Linked DNA regions of Homo sapiens: regions 2, 3 and 4 are each linked to region 1. The links are chromatin contacts, found by Hi-C or POLR2A ChIA-PET in ENCODE. All regions are on one chromosome and are shown on one strand. The core of a region is the stretch at or near the end of the contact, and the rest is flanking DNA. Distances in the headings are between cores, read along the strand shown. Region 1 overlaps LOC105379772 (a long non-coding RNA gene). Region 2 has its middle 49 kb from the start of PTP4A2. Region 3 has its middle 18 kb from the start of PTP4A2. Region 4 overlaps PUM1 (pumilio RNA binding family member 1).

Region 1 (3,552 bases), core at 436-2,935:
TTTTTTTTAAAGAGATGCTTGCTGAAATAATTAGAGGTTATGTGACAGGATGTCCTTACTTTGAAATGTTCTTTTTATTTATTTATTTGAGACGGAGTTCCCCCCTCCCCTATCCCCACCTCCATCACCCAGGCTGGAGTGCAATGGCACCATCTCAGCTCATTGCAACCTCCGCCTTCCGGGTTCAAGTGATTCTCCTGCTTCATCCTCCAGAGTAGCTGGGATTACAGGTGCCCACCACCACACCCGGCTAATTTTTAGTAGAGACGGGGTTGCGCCATGTTGGCGAGGCTGGTCTCAAACTCCTGTCCTCACGTGATCCACCCACCTCAGCCTCCCAAAGTGCTGGAATTACAGGCATGAGCCACCACCCCCAAAAAAATTCAGACCAGGTGTGGTGGCTCACACCTGTAATCCCAGCACTTTGGCAGGCTGAGGTGGGCTGATCACGAGGTCAGGAGATAGAGACCATCCTGGCTAACACGGTGAAACCCTGTCTTTACTAAAAATACAAAAAAATTAGCCAGGCATGGTGGCAGGCGCCTGTAGTCCCAGCTACTCGGGAAGCTGAGGCAGGAGAATCGCTTGAACCCAGGAGGCAGAGCTTGCAGTGAGCCGAGATCCTGCCACTGCACTCCAGCCTGGGCGACAGAGTGAGACTCCTTCCCAAAAAAAAAAAAAAATCTGTTGATGGGTGGTGGTGATGGGTGCATAACAACATGAATGTGCTTAATACCACCTAGTAATATACTCAAAAAGGGTTAAAATGGTAAATTTTATGTTATGTATATTTTGCCACAATAAAAAACAAAATACTCATCCACTTGGGGCTGCTGAGCAGAGACAAGATCTTACTGAGGACAGCCTACCAGTGACTTGCTGCCTCTGCCTGCTGGACTGTTGGGTTCTTCTTCCCCAACACCAGCCTCAGCTGTTGGTGGCAGCAGAAAGGGGTTGGGGGAGCCCCATTCCCCATGGATCAAGCCCATCATGCCATCAAGAATTTGAATTTGGTGGCTTCCCACCCCATGGTTCAAAATCTCTTGGGATCCCAGATCCAGCAAATCTAATTGCAAATGTTTTGGGGTCAACCAAATAGGGACTGACTCTCCCTCAGTACCAGACCTTACTTTGTTTTCAATTCCAATGAACCAGAAATCATGAGGCACTTAGAGCCTTTTATTCCCTACTAATTACAATGCAAACTGCTACCCACATTTTCTTGCTTTTGTCTGAGGGTGGGATCCGTCAGTTATCAGAGCTGATGTGTAATCAGTCTGTTTGGCAATAGGAGCCAACAGGGATTCATTACCCACCACCCACAGCCAACCCCCTACACTGCAGCAACCAGGAAGCTGGGGAAGATGAGAGTATGGTCACCCCCTTTTCATTGTTTCATTCAGGGTAGAAATTCAGGGCCTACGGGGACATTGCAAATTCCTTTAACCTGGACAGCGATGCTGATGTGCAAGTTCCTAGAAAGCAGCATGGACATTAACAGAACATTAAGCAAGCATGATGACTAAACCAAAGGGAGTTGACGCAGAGCATTTCAACACCACGTAATTAATTACCCAGCAGAAAGACATTTCAGCAAAGGGCCTGGGGACCACATGATTCTACTTCCTCATCATAGATCTGCAACTGACTTCACAGATGGTGTGTAGCAGCCGTTGCGTGAGGTGTTTAAGAATAATCACCATGTTTTAATTCCATCTGCTTCCCCTGGGGAGAGAAATTCTTACTTGACAGTGAAGCTGAGGGAAGAGAGAGACCCTCTGATATTGTTTTATACTCAGTACCCGTTTTAAGAAAAAACGACAAGGAAGTAAAACCAAAGACAGGCAGCCCGGCGCCAGGCCAAAAACCAGGCCTGGGCCTGCCTGGCCTAAACCCAGTAGTTAAAAATCAACTCATAACTTAGAAACCGATGTTATTCATAGATTCTAGACATCATATAGAAGAACATTGTGAAACTCCCTGCCCTGTTCTGTTTCTCTCTGACCACCAGTGCATGTGGCCCCTGTCATGTACTGCCTGCTTGCTCAAATCAATCACGACCCTTTCATGTGAAATCTTTAGTGTTGTGAGCCCTTAAAAGGGACAGAAATTGTGCATTCGGGGAGCTCAGATTTTAAGGCAGTAGCTTGCCGATGCTCCCAGCTGAATAAAGCCCTTCCTTCTACAACTCGGTGTCTGAGAGGCTTTGTCTGCAGCTTGTGCTGCTACAAAGCCACACAGTACAAGGCAGTCTAGATTATCTTCCCCATTTGCTTCTGACAGTGTGAAGGTTGACACTGAGTTTGCCACTCTCCAGGGCAAATATCTTTAGTTCGTTTCACAAATGGGTTGACCGAGGTCCAGAGATTGTGGGTTGTGCCCAAGATCACAAGCTCAAATTCATGTGCGATGGATAGAGAGCAAGGGTTGCCTTGGAATCTGATTAACACCCTGTGGCTACTCCCAACTGGGGTGAGGGAATCTCCCCACACTCAGTACCCAGTCCTGATTAGGGTTAGAGTAGCATTAGTGGTCCTATGGGCAGGAGTCCTTCCTTTCTCCCTTATTCCCCACAGGAAAAATTTTTAATTGATAAGTATCATTGCCATGCATGCATTTGTATTTCTACCACCTATGTATGTATCCATAGACAATATAAAGTATTATTTTGTGTGTTCTTAAAAATTTAAAATAAATAGTATCATACCATATCATTTTGCAACCTGCTTCTTTTTTCAGTATTTAGTGTGTTTTAAGTTTATCCTTATTGGTTCATGTAACTCTACTTAAATTATTTCAAATACTATAAAGTAGTCCACTGTTTGAATAAACCTCAGGTTATCTACCCATTTTTTTGTGCATTATATGTATTATATAGTGAATTCTTACAATAACATAAGCTAGAGAAAAGAAAATGTTATTAAGAAAATCACAAGGAAGATAATATATATTTACTGTTTATTAAGAGGAAGTGGGGTCATCATAAATGCCTTCATCCTCATTGTGTTCATGCTGAGTTGGCTGAGGAGGAGGAGGAAGAGGGAGAAAGAGAGAAGGGTTGGTATTGTCATATCAGGGGTAGCAGAGGCAGCAGAAAAGTAACATATAAGTGAATGAACAGAGTTCAAACACAAACCCGTGTTGTTCAAAGGTCAATTTTTCTTTTCTTGTATAATTTATTGGGTGCAGTGTTCTAAAGATGTATTTTAGGTATAGTTGGTTTATAGTGTAGTTTAAGTTTTTGGTTTATAGTGTAGTTTAAGTTTTCTATTTCATTGTTGGTCTTCTGCCAAGATATTGTATTCATTATTGAAAGTATTCAACTACTATTGTTGAATTGCCTAGTTCTCCCTTCATTTGTCAGTTTTTACTTCACATATATTTGGCCTCTGTTGTTAAGTGCATATATGTTTATGATTATTATATCTTCCTGACACATTGACCCTTTTATGATTATAAAATGTCTCTCTTTAAAAGAGTATCATCTTTTTGTTTTCAAGTCTATTCTGTAATATTAGTAGAGCGACACCAGCTTTCTTGTGATTTCTGTTT
Region 2 (3,445 bases), core at 279-2,778, 410 kb before region 1:
CTCCCACCTCAGCCTCCCGAGTACCTGGGACTACAGGCACACACCACCAGCACCCGGCTAATTTTTGTATTTTTGTAGAGATCGGGTTTCTCCATGTTGCCCAGGCTGGTCTTGAACTCCTGGACTCAAGCAATCCACCCATCTCGGCCTCCCAAAGTGTTGGGATTACAGGCGTGAGCCATCGAACCCATGCAGTGTCCTGATCCTGGTTCAATGCAGCCTCGATCTCTCCAGACTCAAATGATCCGCCCACCTCAGCCTCCCGAGTAGCTGGGACTACAGATTCAGGGCATCACGCCCAGCTAATTGTTTTATTTTTTATAGAGATGGGGCCTTGCCATGTTGCCCAGGATGGTCTTGAACTCCTGGCCTCAAGTAATCCTCCCACCTTAGCCTCCCAAAGTGCTGGGATTGCAGGCATGAGCCACCACACCCCACCCATCTTCACTTTTTACTCTGGTACCAAATCCAGATTGATCCAGTCATTCATTTATCCATCTGTTGAACTTTCCGGCAAATATTTAATAGAACAGCTGCATAGTATATTGGGTAAGAGCACTGGAGCCTGAAGTCAGCCTGCCAGGCATCAGATCCTGGCTCTGCCATTTAACTAGCTTTGGAAACCTTGGGAAATTTGCTTGCCCACTCTGTGTTTCAAGGTTTTTTTTTTTTTTGACAGAGTCTCACTCTGTCATCCAGGCTGGAGTGCAGTGGTGCGATCTTGGCTCACTGCAACTTCTGTCTCCTGGGTTCAAGTGATTCTCTTGCCTCAGCCTCCCACATAGCTGGGATTACAGGTGTGTGCCACCACACCCATCTAATTTTTGTATTTTTAGTAGAGACGGGGTTTCACCATGTTGGCCAGGCTGATCTCAAACTCTTGATGACTGTCTTCTTATAAGGACAACAGTTATAGTGAATTAAGTGTCCACCCTACTCTAGTGTGATCTCTTCTTAACTAATTACATCTACAATGACTCTATTTCCAAATAAGGTCACATTCTGAGGTACTGGGGGTTAGGACTTCAACATAGCTCTTTTGGAGGGACATACTCTGCTATAGTCAGAATGTTTGTGTTCCCCTCAAATTCATATGTTGAAATCCTAACTCCTAAGGTGATGGTATTAGGAGGTGGGGTCTTTGGGAAGGCAGAACACTCATGATTGGGATTAGTGCCCTTATAAAGAGACCCCAGAGAGCTAGCCTGGCCCTTCTACTATGTGAGGACATAGTAAGAAGGCACTATCTGTGAACCAGGAAGTGGGCCCTCACCAGACACTGAGGCTGTCAGGGCCTTGATCTTAGACATCCAAGCCTCCAGAACTATGAGTAACAAATTCTGTTGTTTATAAGCCACCCTGTTATAGCAGCCCAAATGGACTAAGACAGCGTTCAATGCGTAACAGGCAGGAACTCTGATACAGGAATCATATCTGCTTTCTGACCTTGTGTGGCTCACAGTCTAATGTGCGGCAGTTGTTAATGTCTTACTTCCTGTCCCCGCCCACCGCGACTGTCTTAGTTCCTTTTGTCTCACAACAGCCTCCTGAGTAGACCCTAGTCTGGCCCCACCATAGTGCATCCTCCATGGGGTGTCAGAGTGATCTTTCCAACACATAGGTTGATCATGGCACCTCCTTCTGAAGCTCCCTGGGCCTTCAGGTAAAGGTTTAGCATGAAAAATCCTTCTAGTTCTAGCTCCTTCCTGCTTGTCTGCACTGAACCTTATACCACAGCCCAGAAAACTGTTTGTAGTTCCCTGATCATATTCTTCTTCTTCTTCTTTTTTTTTTTTTTTTGAGATGGAGTTTTGCTTTGTTGCCCAGGCTGGAGTGTAATGGCGCAATCTCAGCTCACTGCGACCTCTGCCTCCCAGGTTCAAGCGATTCTCCTGCCTCAGCCTCCTGTGTAGTAGCTGGGATTACAGGCGCCTGCCACCACACCTGGCAAATTTTTGTATTTTTAGTAGAGACGGGATTTCACCATGTTGGCCAGGCTGGTCTTGAACTCCTGACCTCAGGTAATCCACCCATCTCGGCCTCTCAAAGTGCTAGGAATACAGGCGTGAGCCACCACGCCGGCTATATTTTTTAAAATTTAAAATTACTTCCTTAGGCACAACTCAACAACAAAAAGACAAACAACCCAATTTAAAAATGGGCAAAGACTTGAGTAGACATTTCTCCAAATAATATATATAAATGGCCAAAAGCACATGAAAAGATGCTCAATGTCATTAATCACTAGATTAATGCGAATAAAACTACAATGAGATACCACTTCATACCCACTAGGATGGTTATAATAAGAAAAGTAACAAGTGTTGGCGAGGATGTGGAGAAGGAGAAATTGGAACATTGCTGGTGGGAATGTAAAATGGTGCAGCTGCCGTGAAAACAATTTGGCAGGACCTCAATAAGCTAAACATAGAATTCATAGAATACTGTCTGACCCAGCAGTTCCACTTCTAGGTATGTACTCAGAAGAATTGAAAACAAGTGTTCAATTGATGGCTCACGCCTGTAATCCCAGCATTTTGGGAGGCTGATGCGGGAGGATCACCGAGGTCAGGAGTTCGAGACCAGCCTGACCAACATGGAGAAACTCCATCTCTACTAACAATACAAAATTAGCTGGGTGTGGTGGCACATGCCTATAATCCCAGCTACTCAGGAGGCTGAGGCAAGAGAATCGCTTGAACCCGGGAGGCGGAGGTTGCGGTGAACCGAGATCACACCATTGCACTCCAGCCTGGCCAACAAGAGCAAAACTCCGTCTCAAAAAAAAAAAAAAAAAAAAGAAAAACAAAAAGAAAACAAGTGTTCAAATAAAAACTGTACACAAATGTTCATAGCAACATTATTCACAATAATCCAAAAGTGGAAATGACCACCCATGGATGGACAAAGAAAATGTGGTATCTCTATACAATGAAATATTACTCAGCCAGACTGGGCGCGGTGGCTCACGCCTATAATCCCAACACTTTGGGAGGCCGAGGTGGGTGGATCACTTGAGGTCAGGAGTTTGAGACCAGTCTGGCTAACATGGTGAAACCCCGTCTCTACTAAAAATACAAAAATTGGCCAGGCACGGTGGCGGGTGCCTGTAATCCCAGCTACTCGGGAGGCTGAGGCAGGAGAATGAATCACTTGAACCTGGGAGACAGAGGTTGCAGTGAGCCAAGATTGTGCCACCGCCCTCCAACCTGGGTGACAGAGCAAGGCTCCATCTAAAAAAAAAAAAAAAAAAGAAATATTACTCAGCCATAAAAAGATGTGCAGTCCTGAAGTCCTGATATATGTCAGAACGTGGATGAGCCTCAAAACCCTAATGTTAAATGAAAGAAGCCGGACAGAGTCACATAACGTGTGATTCTGTTTATATGAGTAATATCCAGAAGAGTTAACTTTATAGGGGAACAAAAGTAGATTGGTGGTTGCT
Region 3 (3,266 bases), core at 623-3,122, 470 kb before region 1:
AGCAGGTTTGGGGGAAGATATAGAGTTCAGTTTTGGCCTCGTTGAGCTTGCTGTATGTGGCAGCGTGCAAGTGGAGCTGCTTGACAGGTGGGTGGCTCTTGGGGGGAAGATCTGTGGTTGAGATACAGTCTGGGAATTCATCAGCAAAGAAGTAGAGGTTGAAGACACAGGCACAGCTTAAAAGTGGGAGGGAGCGTGAGGGGTAGAAAGGGAAGAGGGCTAAGAGCAGAACTATGAGAAGTGACATTTAAGGGCTGGAATGTTGCCAGCAACCAAGGAAGAGAGAAGGAGGAGAAGAACCGGGGTCTGTGGCCTCACAGAAGCTCAGGAAGGAGAGTTAAGAAAGAAAGTGGTCAGGGTGAGGCATGGTGGCTCATGCCTGCAATCCCAGCACTTTGGGAGGCTGAGGTAGGAGGATCACTTGAGGCCAGGAGATTGAGACCAGCCTGGCAACATAGGGAGACCCCGTTTCTATTTAAAAAAATTAAATACAAGCCCGGGCGCGGTGGCTCATGCCTGTAATCCCAGCACTTTGGGAGGCCGAGGTGGGCAGATCATCTGAGGTCAGGACTTTGAGACCAGCCTGACCAACATGGAGAAACCCCGTCTCTACTAAAAATACAAACTTAGCTGGGTGTGGCGGCACATGCCTGTAGTCCCAGCTACTTGGGAGGCTGAGGCAGGAGAATCACTTGAACCCGGGAGGTGGAGGTTGCAGTGAGCAGAGATCGCGCCATTGCACTCCAGCCTGGGCAACAAGAATGAAACAACATCTCAAAAAAAAAAAAATAAACAAATAAGTATGAAAGAAAAGAAGCCAGGCACGGTGGCTCACACCTGTAATCCCAACACTTTGGGAGGCCGAGGTGGGTGGATCACTTGAGGTCAGGAGTTTGAGACCAGCCTGGTCAACATGGTGCAACATCGTCTCTACTAAAAGTACAAAAATTAGCCGGCGTGGTGGTGGGCGCCTGTAATTTTAGCTACCCAGGAGGCTGAGACAGGAGAATTGCTTGAACCCGGGAGGTGGAGGTTGCCGCAAGCTGTGATCTCGCCACTGTACTCCAGCCTGGGCGACAGAGTGAGACTCCCTCTCAAAAAAACAAAACAGGCTGGGCACGGTGGCTCACGCCTATAATCCCAGCACTTTGGGAGGCTGAGGTGGGTGGATCACCTGAGGTCAGGAGTTCGAGACCAGCCTGTCCAGCATGGTGAAACCCTGTCTCTACTAAAAATACAAAAATTAGCCGGGTGTGGTGGCACATGCGCCTGTAATCCCAGCTACTCAGGAGGCTGAGGCAGGAGAATCACTTGAACCTGGGAGGCGGATGTTGCAGTGAGCCGAGATCACGCCAGTACACTCCAGCCTGGACAACAAGAGTGAAACTCCGTCTCAGAAAAAAAAAAAAAGAAAGAAAGAAAGTGGTCGACAGCGCTGACTGTTTAGAAGAGGCAAGTAGGAAAGGCCTGGAAAAAGTCTTTGGATTTGGTGATGAAAAGATCATCACTGAGTGTGATGACAGACAGTTCAGTGGCTGGGCAGAAGTCAAATGACAGGGACTGAGAAATGAGTGGACAGTGAGAATGGGAGTCAGGGTTTCGACTCTCCTGAGGCCTGGGATACGGAGGGAAGGAGAGAGTTTGTCCAAAGGCAAAAAGTTTGTGTCAAACAAGATTCCAGAGAAAGGCCTGGCTGCTGTTGAGAGACCCAGGAGTAGCTAAGGCCTTATTCTGGGTTCAGGAGGGCCTGGGAAGATGCTGTCTTGTTTGTGAACCTGAAGTGAAAGCTCACCAGAGGGGCCAGCAGAGGGAACTGCCCTGCGAGAAGGCCCCAGCTTTGCGGCTGGGTTTTCCCCACTCTGCATCTAGTTTCCTTGATCCACTGATTATCTTGGGCTGGTTTTGCTGAATGACTCAGGAGCTTGAGCAAGCTTTGCTACTCAGTTTCACAGCTCTGGGGGAGGGGAAGTTGGATTCCTTTCTGATAGCTGGGAAACAGTCATTAGATATTGAAGGAAGAAGGACAATTGGGCCCCAGCTTCAGAGAGAGAGAGAAAAAAATGGCTCTCCAAGCCTTTATTTATTTATTTATTTATTTATTTATTTATGAGATGGAGTTTCGCTCTTGTTGCCCAGGCTGGAGTACAATGGCGCAATCTCGGCTCACGGCAATCGCTGCCTCCTGGGTTCAAGCGATTCTCCTGCCTCAGCCTCCTAAATAGCTGGGATTACAGGCATGTGCCACCATACCTGGCTAATTTTGTATTTTTAGTAGAGACAGGGTTTCTCCATGTTGGTCAGGCTGGTCTCGAACTCTTGACCTCAGGCGATCTGCCCACCTCGGCCTCCCAAAGTGCTGGGATTACAGGCATGAGCCACCATGCCCGGCTCCTTTATTCTTAATAAAAATAACAATATCTAACAGTTATTGAGTGCTTTTACCATTGCCAGGCAATGTTCTATGGGCCTCCCGGCTTTATCTCTGGGGTTGACTACTTGTTATTATCCTTGTTTGACGTAGGGAGTTGAGAGTTAGGTGAAATGACTTGCCTGGGGTATCCAGCCAGTCACTGGAAGAGCTAAGACTTGACTGCCAAAAGCCCATGTCCTTAACCACTGTGCAACACCGCACCTCTTAGGACCTCTCTAGGTGACCCAGTAAGGCCTGTGGGATTGAGGAGGGGCCTCCCAAATGAAGATCCTGGGCAAATGGCTGGAAAACAAAATCCTTAAAAAGAAGCTTCTCCCCTGCTAGGATTTCTGCTGAGAAGGAAGGGACAAGATCCCCTGAGCTTGTTCTGAGGCTCCTTATCACCTGAGACCCCCTTCTGTGATTCCTTTCCCCCACTTCAGCTTAGATAAAGGGCCTATTCACAGCCTCCCTGAGCTGTGTCTGGAAGCTGGCCCTGGCAGCAGCTAGTGGTTTGTCCCCTGTCCTGGCTCCTTCCTCCCTGCCTGCCTCCCCTGCCTCTGATTTGACACCTGGTATCTCTTTCCCGTGTCCCTGAGCTCAGGGCATGTGAGGCCCAGGCAGGCACAGTATCACTTTCTTCCTGAACTGTCCCTGAAGCAGGGATAATTTTGTATGCTGTCTGCCCCCTACTCTGTTGTCAGTGCACACTTCCAAGGGTTCCTGTGGAATCCAGGCTCCCGTAAACACCCAAAGAGGAGGAAGTGAGCCAAGCACTAAGCCTGTGATTGCATCAGGACTGACGCACTCTCTGCCTTTTCCCCTACCTCGGTCTCCAGGGGAGCCACGTGGGCAG
Region 4 (3,593 bases), core at 1,002-3,501, 470 kb after region 1:
AGGAGGCGGAGGTTGCGGTGAGCTGAGATCGCATCATTGCACTCCAGCCTGGGCAACAATAGAGAAACTCCATCTCAAAAAAAAAAAAAAGAAAAAAAAAGAAAAATAAATAAATTACATTGAAGTGGCTGGGCGTGATGGCTCACGTCTGTAATCCCAGCACTTTGGGAGGCCGAGGTGGGCAGATCACGAGATCAGGAGATCAAGACCATCCTGAGTAACATGGTGAAACCCCGTCTCTACTAAAAATATAAAAAATTAGTCAGGCGTGGTGGCAGGTGCCTGTATTCCCAGCTACTCGGGAAGCTGAGGCAGGAGAATGGCGTGAACCCAGGAGGTGGAGCTTGCAGTGAGCCGAGATCATGCCACTGCACTCCAGCCTGGGCAACAGAGCGAGACTCCGTCTCAAAAAAAAAAAAGAAAAAGAAAATGAAATTATGTTGAAGTGAAATGTATCTGCTTGAGAGATATGCCTTATTTATTTGCAGTGAATTTCAGACCACCATAATCTCAGTTTTATTTATTAGAGAATTAGTTGAAAATCATAACAAAAGTATATTTTGAATTAAGTAATCCACAATCCCAGTGCACTAACAAACACTCTTCTGCTTTTATTTTTCTTTCCAGTCTTGATCCAAAAGGGAAGAATGCATGAGGAGAAGCAGTCTTTACATGTACAATTTTGTATTTTACTTTTAAAATTTAATGTTATTTTATAAATATTACATGTAGTCATTATGGCTATTTTTGGTGAGCTTACATTGTTGTACTACAACTTGTTTGCTTGCTTATTTATTTATTTAAAGAGACAGGGTCTCACTATGTTGCACAGGCTAGTCTTGAATTCCTGGCCTCAAGTGATCCTTCTGCCTACCAATATGCTGGGATTATAGGTGTGGGCCACTGCACCAGGCCCACAGCTAATTTATTGTTGAATACTTAGTTTGCAGTTTGCTTTCAACTTTTTTTTTTTTTTCTGAGACACAGTCTTGCTCTGTCGCCCAGGCTGGAGTGCAGTGGTGCGATCTTGGCTCACTGTAACCTCCGCCTCCTGGGTTCAAGTGATTCTGCTACCTCAGCCTCCCGAGTAGCTGGGATTATAGGCGCCTGGCCACTACGCCTGGCTGATTTTTGTATTTTTAGTAGAGACAGGTTTTCACCATGTTGTCCAGGCTGGTCTTGAACTCCTGACCGCAAGCAATCCGCCCGCCTCAGCCTCCCAAAGTGCTGAGATTACAGGCCTACTTTCAACTTTTTTAATTCTTTTTTTTTTAATTTTAATGTTTAAAAATAGAGATTGGGTCTTGGCATGTTGCTCAGGCTGGTCTTGAACTCCTCAAGTGACCCTCCCACCTCAGCCTCCTAAAGTGCTGGGGTTACAAGCATGAGCCACTGCATCCAGCCTCGACTTTTTTTTATTTTTACAAGCACTTTGAATGTAGATTTTTTTTTTTTTTTTTTTTTTGGAGACTGGATCTTGCTCTGTTGCCCAGGCTAGAGTGCAGTGGCACAATCATGGCTCACTGCAGCCTTGACCTCCTGGGCTCAGGTGATCCTCCCACCTAGGTCAGCCTCCTGAATAGCTAGGACCACAGGCATGTGCTACCACACTTGGCTTTTTTAAGTTTTTGTAGAGATGGGCTGTCACATGTTTTCCAGGCTGGTCTTTAACTCCTAGACTCAAGCTATCCTCCTGCCTCACCTCCCAAAGTGCTGGGATTGCAGGAATCAGCCATCATACCTGGCTGTGACTTTTGATACGTATGTAGTTTCTGAGGCCCTTCCAAAAGAATTACGCTAACCAGGAATGAATGAACTTGGCTTTTCTTAAAGATATGTTTTAATAAGTTAAAGCTTTAAATAAAGCTTTAGTATAACTTAATATCAGTATAGTTCTTAGTATTTATAAAAGCACTTCATATACTATCTCACTTGATTTCACAACAACAGTCTGTGGTATGGAGAGACTACATAAGTTGTGAAAAATACAAAATTTTTACAAGTAAGACTACCACCTGTGATTATCAGTGGTTACCAATCAAACTTCCTCATTTCAGTTAGTTCTGAAAGGTCCTTTCTCTGAGTTGATGTCATCTTCTCTTAATGTACTGAGAGTGTGGTGAGATATATACTAAGAGATTAATAATTGTTTTGGTTGTTGGTCTGTCTTACCAGCTAGTTAAATATCAAGCATTTGTTTCCTGCATTGGCTGCATTCCAGTGAAACTAAGCTTGTGTTGTAAGTTAGAGATGCTAGATAATAACATGATCAAACTGATCACGTCTGCAGGGTTGTAACATCCATGTTAGTAGTATTTCTTAAGATGCTCAATTTCTGCTCTGAGAGATGCTCTGTGCAGCCTGTATTGAGTGTGTAAGCAGTTACCTAATATTTTATTCCTTTTGAGTACAGAGTAGTTGCTGGAGAGCCCTTTTACTGTTGAGATCATCAGTAAACCTCATTGATAAATCCCTATTCAAATATTAGTGGCGGTATGGTCAAACAAGTCCAGGCAATAATTGTCTTGCCTCTGCAGTTCCTGAAAAGCCGTAATCATGGTTCTTGTAGTGTTGTTTTGTTGGGGTAGTTAATGTAATGAGGTTTGTACTGACATGGCCTAGGTGATGCCATGATCACTGTGTCTGATAGTTTGACATAGGAGCATTTCATTGACAAATCATTAGTATTGTGATGTCTATTGGCTGCTACTTTGCTCTTTTAAAGAAGGATAGTAGCTGATTTTTTGTTTACTGTTTCAGCATTGTATTATGTCATTACATGTGTTATCTCTTTCATTGTACACAATAGGTCATTTTATAGGTGAGAAAAAGCAGAAGAGGATAAAATTCACACAGCTGGGATTTAAAACTAGTTTAAAATAAAGTGATTTCAGAGCATTCATGGGTCTTTATCACTGTTCTTAAAATAAGAAGCTTAGAGTTTCTTGATATTCTCCACTTTTTATTGTCTTAATCCATGTTTTAAGGGTTCTTGGTGTAGGGGTTTATGACATGATTGATTGTTAAGTGTTAAGTGTGGTTTTGCGTATTGTTCTTTTTTGTTAGATGGAAAGGAAAAAAGGTGTTTCCAGACAAATTTAAAAGAAGTGTCTCAAGTGGCTGACATTGCTTGTAAACCAGTGCTTGACTTCTATTTTGTTTTCCAGAAGCCTCATAGATAAGCTTACTGAATTTTTTTTTTTTTTTTTTTTTTACTTTTCATAAGTTTTTTTATTTTATAAACTTACGATTCAGGGTGGGATAAACAGTGTACGTGTGTGTGTTTCTCCCAGAGATTTGAGAGCACACACTATTGGTGGGGCAGTTAGGAATTCCACTTAATGTTTCATTACAAGAAAGAGTACAAGGTCTATTTATTTTATTGCTGGGGATGATAGGACTCCCCAAGTCATGGTTCTCAGTTTGTAGATCTTGAAATGGACTGTTATTACTAATTCAGATGACTGGGTTGCGATATTGACCCCACACTAACCAGAACAACAAGAGGCTAATGTATGAAAACCAAAATGCAGTCTGCTGATTTTTTTTTTTTAAGGAAAAAAAACAACTCTTAGATGGACAAGGATGGTTGT

What was found. Hi-C counts contacts between places; a loop is a spot of excess contacts on that map. ChIA-PET counts read pairs that join two places held with the same protein, here RNA polymerase II (POLR2A). Pooled maps may share reads with other maps.
Region 2: a pooled map shows a loop between it and region 1 (3-fold over the local background). The contact joins two enhancer-like sites. A Hi-C loop is called at or near these places in 1 of 50 pooled maps. POLR2A ChIA-PET finds 5 or more read pairs at or near these places in 2 of 52 experiments (WTC11 and activated T-cell).
Region 3: a loop to region 1 is called in a pooled map, with 2.4 times the contacts of the local background. The contact joins two enhancer-like sites. A Hi-C loop is called at or near these places in 2 of 37 single-sample maps with no recorded cell type and 2 of 50 pooled maps. POLR2A ChIA-PET finds 5 or more read pairs at or near these places in 1 of 52 experiments (PC-9).
Region 4: a loop to region 1 is called in a pooled map, with 6 times the contacts of the local background. The contact joins two enhancer-like sites. A Hi-C loop is called at or near these places in 2 of 37 single-sample maps with no recorded cell type and 3 of 50 pooled maps.

Annotation. Positions count from the first base shown.
Region 1 is chr1:31,481,549-31,485,100 of GRCh38, reverse strand. LOC105379772 (a long non-coding RNA gene) reads right to left here. Exons shown (of 3, transcript XR_001737618.2): 3 at 2,945-3,021. Among named protein-coding and RNA genes, the nearest start is that of LINC01226, 35 kb to the left of the region's middle. RefSeq lists a silencer at 774-952 and an enhancer at 1,617-1,926. Within about 2 kb of position 1,685, at least 13 of the 41 ENCODE cell types and tissues checked have a DNase peak (open chromatin) inside an H3K27ac peak, as active enhancers do; they include PC-9, where a contact is called at or near this core.
Region 2 is chr1:31,887,439-31,890,883 of GRCh38, reverse strand. No RefSeq gene overlaps it. Among named protein-coding and RNA genes, the nearest start is that of PTP4A2, 49 kb to the left of the region's middle. RefSeq lists enhancers at 1,200-1,349, 1,640-1,689. Within about 2 kb of position 1,528, at least 21 of the 41 ENCODE cell types and tissues checked have a DNase peak (open chromatin) inside an H3K27ac peak, as active enhancers do.
Region 3 is chr1:31,954,782-31,958,047 of GRCh38, reverse strand. No RefSeq gene overlaps it. Among named protein-coding and RNA genes, the nearest start is that of PTP4A2, 18 kb to the right of the region's middle. RefSeq lists enhancers at 1,468-2,027, 1,615-2,222, 1,452-2,229, 2,230-3,006, 3,007-3,266 and 1 more. Within about 2 kb of position 1,872, at least 37 of the 41 ENCODE cell types and tissues checked have a DNase peak (open chromatin) inside an H3K27ac peak, as active enhancers do; they include PC-9, where a contact is called at or near this core.
Region 4 is chr1:31,012,174-31,015,766 of GRCh38, reverse strand. All of the region lies in intron 3 of PUM1 (pumilio RNA binding family member 1), which reads left to right. Among named protein-coding and RNA genes, the nearest start is that of SNORD103C, 46 kb to the right of the region's middle. Within about 2 kb of position 2,251, at least 3 of the 41 ENCODE cell types and tissues checked have a DNase peak (open chromatin) inside an H3K27ac peak, as active enhancers do.